Linked DNA regions of Mus musculus: regions 1 and 3 are each linked to region 2. A link is a contact called in ENCODE Hi-C or POLR2A ChIA-PET data. All regions are on one chromosome and are shown on one strand. The core of a region is the stretch at or near the end of the contact, and the rest is flanking DNA. Distances in the headings are between cores, read along the strand shown. Region 1 overlaps Mink1 (misshapen-like kinase 1 (zebrafish)). Region 2 holds the start of Psmb6 (proteasome (prosome, macropain) subunit, beta type 6). Region 3 holds the start of Mink1 (misshapen-like kinase 1 (zebrafish)).

Region 1 (2,700 bases), core at 175-2,674, 60 kb after region 2:
TTGAGAGTCCATTTTTGACAGTGAGGAAATCTGGGGACCTGGATCTTGGAAGGCTTCATGAGAGCATAGTTTATTATAAGTGGGTGTGCTGAATACTGACAGTTTGATGAGGATTTTAGCCTTCAGAATGTTTATACACTCTCTTCTCTTCTTCAGGTTCAGGGTCATTGAAGAGGGGTCCTCTAGGGAGCCCTTCTCCATCCACTTCCTTTCCCCTAAGGATGTAACCTGTCCAGTGCTTTAGCTAGGGGCCTGCTTTCCACATTTAACCATTGGGGCTGAGAACAGGTTCTATTGCCTGCTTTCTGAGGTTGGGAGATGGAGACCCACTCAGCTCACCTGTTGAGAAGGCTGGTGTCTGTCTCTGCATTTCCTTTGGGTCCTTGGAGCTGTATGTCATCTCTGCTTAGGCATGAAGGCAGAGGTGATCTTGTGAGACTTTCTTGTATCTCCAAGCTCCCCAAAGCCCCTGGTTTCTCTCCTGCACACATGCTCATCTTGCTGTCTCTCTTTTGCACATCCTTAATTACTCCTATCTAGATGAAGGATGTGAAAGGCTGCCGTACTTTACCAGAACACTTGCCTCTCCTAACTTCTGCCTGAACTGAGAAAGGTGTGTGATCCTGGTGGCCCTTAAGTTGTTGGGAAACCCTGTTTGATGCTCCCCTGGTGGTGCTCCAGACACTCTCAATAATAGTGGTTTAAACTGGTAATCTGGTCGGGAATGGAACTGAAGGATGCATTTCAAAGTTGCATTTGCACAGTGCTCACACTTAAGTGTTAATGTTTGAAGTGGCTTTGAAGGAGCGATGAGTTTATGAGAGATCAAAAATTCCTTCCCTCAGGATATACCTACCCTCGCAGAGACTTGTGCCAGGGTGGGGAGATATCCAGGGGAACCCTGACCTGCTCTGGGGAGAAGAGGAGGGGGTTGGGGGAAGGACTGTGGGAGGGGGTGGCTGGGAGGGGGCAATGAGTGGGATGTAAAATGAATAAGTAATAAATAATAAATGTCCGTCTCCCAAGCTGTCTATTGGTGTTCTGCCACTGCCTTTATAACCCCCCAGCCCACCATGCTTTATATGGGCCTTCTAGATTACAGAAAGAGCTGAGGAAAACAGGCCCATTGTTCTCATTCAAGCAGGGATGCAGGAGCCTGCTCTAGCCTCTGAAATGGTACCAGATACACAGAGACTTCCAGGGTGAGCTGCCCAGCCTCTTGTTCATCTTAGAGCTCAAGTTTCCAATCTCTTCCTGCATAACCCCTGGTTCTTTGCTCCTCTGGTCTCTTCTGTGCTGTTGGTCATCACAGGGAACTCTGCTGGGAGTAAGGTTGGAGCGAGTCAGGGTGGGGGTTCCGGTCCTCCAGCCTCACAGCTGGCTAGCCAAGACTTGTCCGGTCCGCCCACACCCTGTGGCAGCTTTACCTCCTGGCCCAGTTCCCACGGGGCAGGGAGAGGTGAGGCACTGACTGCAGTGGCCTGCTGGGTACAGCTGAGTGAGTAATTACGGCTGGGCTTGAAGCCCACGTGAGACCAGTCCTTCTCTTGTTTCTAGTTGGCTTTCTTGTTTTGTCTTTAATGTTTCTTTCCTAAGGAATTCCTCTAGATTTTATGTTTCCAGATCTTTCTACCATGCTAGCAGCTTCTCTGGATTTAGTAATGAACCCTTACAGACAAGAATTTCTATAATTATAAGACTCCTGGATCAGCAAACAGGCTGATGTAGCATCCTATCCTATCCTATCCTGTCCTTCCCTGCACTTGCTTCCCAAGCCCTCTTAGCCTTTACAATGAATGTATCACCTGGAGCTAGCCCTCAGGCTACGTTATACAGTTTCCCAGAGGGAGAAAAAAAAGTATGTGATTTTGTTTAACAAGGTCTCACATAGCCCAGGCTGACCTTGAATGCATATAGCCAGTGATGGGCTTGAACTCATGGTCTTCCTGTCTCTGCCTCCCAGTGCTGGAACTGTGGGAGTAGACCACCGTACCCAACTCATACATAGAGTTTTACTGTCCATCCATTGTCCCAACCCCACCCTGGCCCCCTTTTGAGTAGGGGCTAACTTTGTAGATCAAGCTGGCCTTGAACTTAGATTGTTGTTGCTTGTGTCTACCTCCCTAGCGCTGGGATTCAAGGTATACAACAACATACATGGCCATATGTGGAAATGCTAACGTATGAGAGGAATGAGATGATAGATGCTTAGTCATAGAAGCACTAGTAAGAGGATGGGAGAGGCAGCCAGAGCCTGACTGTATGTGCTCACTGTACAGCAAAGTAGTTTTGCATATGCCACAAATTCAGAGCTGAAGGGAAGGCATTGCTGTTTCATTCTGGCACAAGTCTGGCCAGCCCTCATTCTGTGTATAACACCTAAGTGCTGTCTTCATCCTGTCCTTAAATGGCTCCTGTTCTACTGGGGAGGAGGAAACGTAATCCTGTGTAAGGTAGAATAGCAATGTGCTGTCCAGCTTGTTTGGTTGTAAGAGCTTACTCAGGGTAGGTCACATAAAGGGATGGCTGGTTCTGGAAGCAGCTGCATGCCTTTATACCTTAAATCCTGCCTCCACTACTTAACGGGCTGCCAGCCTTGAGCATGTTACACACCTCATGTTATGTGACAAAACTTTTAATTTACCCTCGATAGGGAGTCCACAACAGACCAAAGTACAGATACCACCAAAGTCCAACTTG
Region 2 (2,700 bases), core at 199-2,698:
ATTGCTGCAAAGAAGATACACAAAGAACTCACTAGCCATGGAAATATGCTTAACTAATTATTCGGGGAAAACAAATCAAAATCATACACTCACGTCCACATGCACTAGAATGGCACGATTTTTTTTTATTCTACAAACCATATTTAATTATAAAATCAAGAATTTTAGTATACAAGAATTGAGTTGGCCCAAGTATTTATATAAAGAACCAACCTACATAATTCATTAGACAAGAAATGATTTCTTCATTGTAATGACTCTTTTTTTTTCCATATTTTTTTATTGGGTATTTATTTCAATTACATTTCCAGTGCTATCCCAAAAGTCCCACACACGCTCCCCCACCCACTCCCCTACCCACCCACTCCCACTTCTTGGCCCTGGCGTTCCCCTGTACTGAGGCATATAAAGTTTGCACGACCAATGGGCCTCTCTTTCCACTGATGGCCGACTAGGCTATCTTCTGATTCATATGCAGCTAGAGACACGAGCTCCAGGGGGGGTATTGGTTAGTTCATATTGTTGTTCTACCTATAGGATTGCAGATCCCTTCAGCTCCTTGAGTACCTTCCCTAGCTCCTCCATTGGGGGCCCTGTGATCCATCCAATAGCTGACTGTGAGCATCCACTTCTGTGTTTGCCAGGCCCCGGCATAGTTTCACAAGAGACAGCCATATCTGGGTCCTTTTAGCAAAATCTTGCTAGTGTATGCAATGGTGTCAGCGTTTGGAAGCGGATTATGGGATGGATCCCCGGATATGGCAGTTTCTAGATGGTCCATCTTTTCGTCTCAGCTCGAATGGCACGATTTAAAATGTATTAAAAATATAATACATAGGTGAGAATGTGTAACGGTGGAAACCCTCAGATATGGCAGGGGTGATTGTCAAGGGGTATAGATGCTCCCAAAAAACAATTGTAGCTTCTTCAAAAGTTCTTGTGGGACCCGGGAAGTAGGTACCCCGGACTATTGAAAACACGACCTGACCATTCCAGTTTGTACTCTTATCTTGTGGGTTCTTTGAACTAGGACACCAATCAGGTTATAGTGTATCCAACCTGTTAACATTGCGACACAACGTTGTTATTTACAAAACCCACATACTTCAGACTATACAATCAAGTTACCAAAACAAACAAACGACCCCCCCCACACACACACACACACACCTAAAACCTTATAATGTAAATTAGGCTTCATTTCCAAGTATCCTTTGCCTCCGGGAGCCACAAGCCTCTGGTGAGGCAAATCTTTGAGAAGAGGCTCCGCCCTTTTCCCCCCTTCCTAGACCCGCCTCTTTTTTTTTTTTTTTTTGGTAATTTGACACACTGCCGTAAAGTGCCCACTGACTCTAACGACGAGTTCCTACCTCTGTCTTTTCCCTTCTGCCGTCAAGCAGCTTCGCTCCCAGAAGGCCACAGAGGCGGACTAAAGAGAGTGACGGAGCGCTTTACGACGGTTGCTTTGTGGCAGAGTAGCAGAGGAAGATGGCGGCCGCCTTAGCTGTTCGTCGAGCGGGGTCTGCACCGGCCTTTGGGCCGGAGGCTCTCACCCCAGACTGGGAAAACCGGGAAGTCTCCACAGGGGTGAGGAAAGAGCCAGAGTTCGGAAGACATGTACTAGGCCTGACGGGAGGAAAAACATGAAGCCCGAGTGGGTTTGACTGAGTGGGTTGGGGGGGGGGGAGCGCTGTGTTCTGCGAGAGGGAGAGGGATTCCTTGAATGCTGGCGTGGGGTGATACCTTTCGTGATGAGAGGTGAACAGTAGGCTGAAGCATAAGAGTCTGAATCCTGGGGTTTGGAGATTGTAGTTTTTATATTCTCTGACGTGTTGAGCCCCCTTAAGATTTGATAATAGGTTCGCGGAGCACGAATTTTGCATTATAAAATCCGGGTGAAGAATTATTGAGGTCGGTATATACTCGAGAATGCGGTAAGGCTAAAAGAGTTACCTTTTTTACACTATTCTTCCCAGACCACGATCATGGCTGTGCAGTTTAATGGGGGCGTGGTTCTAGGAGCGGACTCCAGGACAACCACTGGGTGAGCTCAAAACAGAAAGTCTTCCCGTTTCCCCTACTCCAAACATATACCATTCCTGCCTGTCAGCCCATCCTTACCCTCCTCAGACCACTGTGGCAAGAGAAGTTTCTCCACTACCTGGAGATAATAAGGACTTGTTCCTAATTCTGTGGTTTCCAGGCCCCCTCACCCTTTGGTGAACTACCAGTAAAGGTCTGTTCTCCATTCATCCGGCTTCATTTTCCATGAGGACTAGTAGGTGGTAGCAGTATTTGTATCCCTGGAGCTGCAGGGAGTAGACGGTGATGTGGTGGAGGAGGGAGGCAAGTGGGCTCCTTCTCACTGTTTCCGCCATCCTGCAGGTCCTACATCGCCAATCGAGTGACTGACAAGCTGACCCCTATCCACGATCACATCTTCTGCTGCCGCTCAGGCTCAGCCGCTGATACCCAAGCAGTGGCAGACGCTGTCACTTACCAGCTTGGTTTCCACAGGTACTTGTGGGCAGGGGAGGAACAACGACCCTGAAGGCTCTGGAACATAAGGCACTAAAAGGCCTGACTCCAGATCCTGATATTGCTTTGTTTGTGATCTTCCAACCCCACCTTCTAGTATTGAACTGAACGAGCCTCCACTAGTCCACACAGCCGCCAGTCTCTTTAAGGAGATGTGTTACC
Region 3 (2,700 bases), core at 182-2,681, 38 kb after region 2:
GTATGGTTTATTAGAACATAAGACCAGAAAAGAAAAATATATATACATAAGGTCAAAGAAACAGCAGAATCTTGAAAGTCTTTGATATCACTACCCACAAGGCAGTGGGAGTCATCAAACGGTGTTTTTTTTTTTTTTTTTTTTTTTTCTCATTTTGTTTTTTTTTTTTTTCCCCCTGTCATTTTATAGTCCAGGCTAATAGAAAATGTAATCCTCCTGCCTCAGCTTCCTGAATGGTGGGGTTCAGAAAACCGTTTTAAACAGGACAATGATGCCAGATTTAAGTTTTAGAAAAAAAAATCACTTCTGGATAATGAAGAATTTAATCGAAGGTGCCAGGCAGAGAGGCCATGTGGGAAGGCCAAATGGGGATTGTGGCTTGCATATCAGGGGCAAGGTAAATGAGTCAGGAGAGTACCCGGAGCAAGTTTGAATGTGCACCCAAATGTGCCAAGAAGCCTCCAGAGAATTCAAGCTCACCTAAGCAATGTTTATATTCATTTTCAGAGGGAGTGTTAGTGTTGGAAGAGCTCTTGAAAACTCAGAACCTTCTCCCCTCAACTTCATAGAGAAAGAAAAGCCCAGAGGCAAATTTGCTTGCTCAGGGTCAGACAACACATTAGTCAGTGGCAGAACATGTCTGTCTATAGTTACAAAGCCTCACCCATCCTCTAGTGAGACTAACCGGCTGGAGGTGCTGTGCCAACAGGAGTAGATCTGAGGAGCTGGAAAAACATTTGAAGGGATTGGATACAGTTTCTTCTGCTTTACCACTAGCAACTCCAGGGATAGTTCTTTCCTGCAGAACACTGTGCTAAGAGAAGCAGATACAGACGTGTGCAGTAGGAGTGCCTATCTGCTCCCAACATCCCCACTCCAGCCTAGAAAGGGAGTAAAGGGCAGACAGTAGCCCCGTCCTTCCCTCCCACGTGGTTTCTCCAGCCAAGTTCTCACGGAGTGGCCCCTCCTTCAGCGGCTCCACTGTTACCATGGCAATTGGGTGGGTGGACAGCACGTCCTATCTAGAGGCCAGCAGCCCTCGCGTGGGGAGTTACCATAACAACCCCCCTAGTAATAGAGGGGGTTGGGTCCCGCCTCCCTTCCCCCGCAAATCGAGAGGTAGGTGGTTTGATTGGCAGCTGGGCACACGAAAGAGGGAAAGGGAAGAAAAGGAGTCAAATAAAGATCAACGAAGGAACTAGAGGAGAGGAGGCAACAATAATAAAAGGGGGAAAAGGAAGGGAAGGTGTATGCGCACGCGCACCAGCGGGTGGTCGCGCTCCTTCCACTCCAGGCTCTAGCGAGACTGGGTCCGCGCTCGCCCTCCGCCCGCTCTCCTGCGCCTGCGCGCAGGTGTCGGCGCCCCGCAGGAGGGGGCGCCCGGCGCGTTCGCGTCACGGTCGGCTCTGCGCGTGCGCAGGGCAGCCGGCGACTCGGGTTGCAGGCGCGCGGGTGAGAGCGCCTGTCAGCCGCTGGGTCGGTCCTCCCGCTGGCCCTCCCCCTCCCCGGCCTTCGGGGCAGGCGCGGTGGAGCCCGCCCCTCGAGTCCCCCGATGGGGGAGAAGCGGCGACGGCGGCAGCGGAGTGAGCGAGCCGGAGCGTGAGTGGCCCCGCGGCGGCCATGGGCGACCCAGCCCCCGCCCGCAGCCTGGACGACATCGACCTGTCTGCCCTGCGGGTGAGCACCACCCCAGCCTCGCGCCCGCGACCCCTGCCCTTACCCCGAGCTCTCGCCGCCCGGGGGTTCGCCCTCTGGAGATTCTGGGAGCCAGTTTGGTCCCCACCCTGTGCTGCCCTCCCCCACACTTGCGTGCCACCCCTACCTTGCTGCTGGGATCCGAGTCCCCTCCTTTATAGGCGTTTGAGGGTCACCTCTGGTGTCCCTAAACACAGCCCTGCATCACCTGCAGAGCCTTTCTTGTGTCCCCCCTCTCTCGGCCCTCATGTCTGCTTCCTCCACCTCCTCTTCTGGCTCCTGGAATTTTGACTTTGCAACTGCCTCAGCCTCCCCCTCATCCCTCGTTTTCTTCCTCGCCTACCCCTAAATTGCAAGTTGGGCGGATTTCACCTCCTCGCTCCACCCCACACACCTCCTACGTCTCCATCCCACGTTCACTTTCCCTATCCCTTTTCTCGTGTTTCAAGTGCAGCTTTTCAGACCCAGGCATTTCCGGTCTCGGGGTCCCTGAATATTACATTACTAACTCTGCAGCCGCGTGGGGCTGGGAGGACAGACAAGTGCACAGTGGGAGGAAGGGAAGCCTGGATTTCCTCGGAAACTCGGGCCGGAAGACGATGTTTACATACATGTACAAGCACACACACACACACACACAAACACACACGCACACACAACACGCTGCCTGAGGTCAGTAGGGAGGGAACTAGTGGGAGTGGAGGCAAAGGAGAGTTGGAGGGAGGGGTTCATTAGGGAAGCGGTTAAGAGGAAACAACTGTGTCAGGAATGCTTTCAAATAACCCATTTATTGTTCCACGTGGGGCACTTACTCTCTCTCCTCCCGGAATTTTCAGTTCAGCATTTGTAAGTGTTCTCTAGCGGGCAGCTTTGTCTTAAGGGCAACATAGAAATTTCAAGGTGAACCATTCCAGACTGTCTCCCAGGTGGTGTTTTGATTCCATGCCCGGTGAGCTTTCCCAACCGGCGGCGTAGGTGTAGCTAGAGCAGGATTCCCCACCTCAT

The links. A loop is a pair of places that touch in the nucleus more often than their neighbours do. ChIA-PET counts read pairs that join two places held with the same protein, here RNA polymerase II (POLR2A).
Region 1: POLR2A ChIA-PET joins it to region 2 with 16 read pairs in Patski. The contact joins the enhancer-like site here to the promoter of Psmb6 in region 2. A Hi-C loop is called at or near these places in 1 of 37 maps with a recorded cell type or tissue (mouse trophoblast stem cell). POLR2A ChIA-PET finds 5 or more read pairs at or near these places in 2 of 5 experiments (Patski and embryonic stem cell).
Region 3: a loop to region 2 is called in a map of heart, with 5 times the contacts of the local background. The contact joins the promoter of Mink1 here to the promoter of Psmb6 in region 2. A Hi-C loop is called at or near these places in 6 of 37 maps with a recorded cell type or tissue (CH12.LX, heart and left cerebral cortex). POLR2A ChIA-PET finds 5 or more read pairs at or near these places in 4 of 5 experiments (Patski and embryonic stem cell).

The regions. Positions count from the first base shown.
Region 1 is chr11:70,584,189-70,586,888 of GRCm38, forward strand. All of the region lies in intron 1 of Mink1 (misshapen-like kinase 1 (zebrafish)), which reads left to right. Among named protein-coding and RNA genes, the nearest start is that of Gm51905, 15 kb to the right of the region's middle. Within about 2 kb of position 1,425, at least 2 of the 3 ENCODE cell types and tissues checked have a DNase peak (open chromatin) inside an H3K27ac peak, as active enhancers do.
Region 2 is chr11:70,523,909-70,526,608 of GRCm38, forward strand. It overlaps Psmb6 (proteasome (prosome, macropain) subunit, beta type 6), which reads left to right and starts at 1,449. Exons shown (of 6, transcript NM_008946.4): 1 at 1,449-1,587; 2 at 1,977-2,044; 3 at 2,386-2,517; 4 at 2,636-2,700. The coding sequence starts at 1,489.
Region 3 is chr11:70,561,450-70,564,149 of GRCm38, forward strand. Mink1 (misshapen-like kinase 1 (zebrafish)) reads left to right here and starts at 1,432. Exons shown (of 33, transcript NM_001045964.1): 1 at 1,432-1,677. The coding sequence starts at 1,621.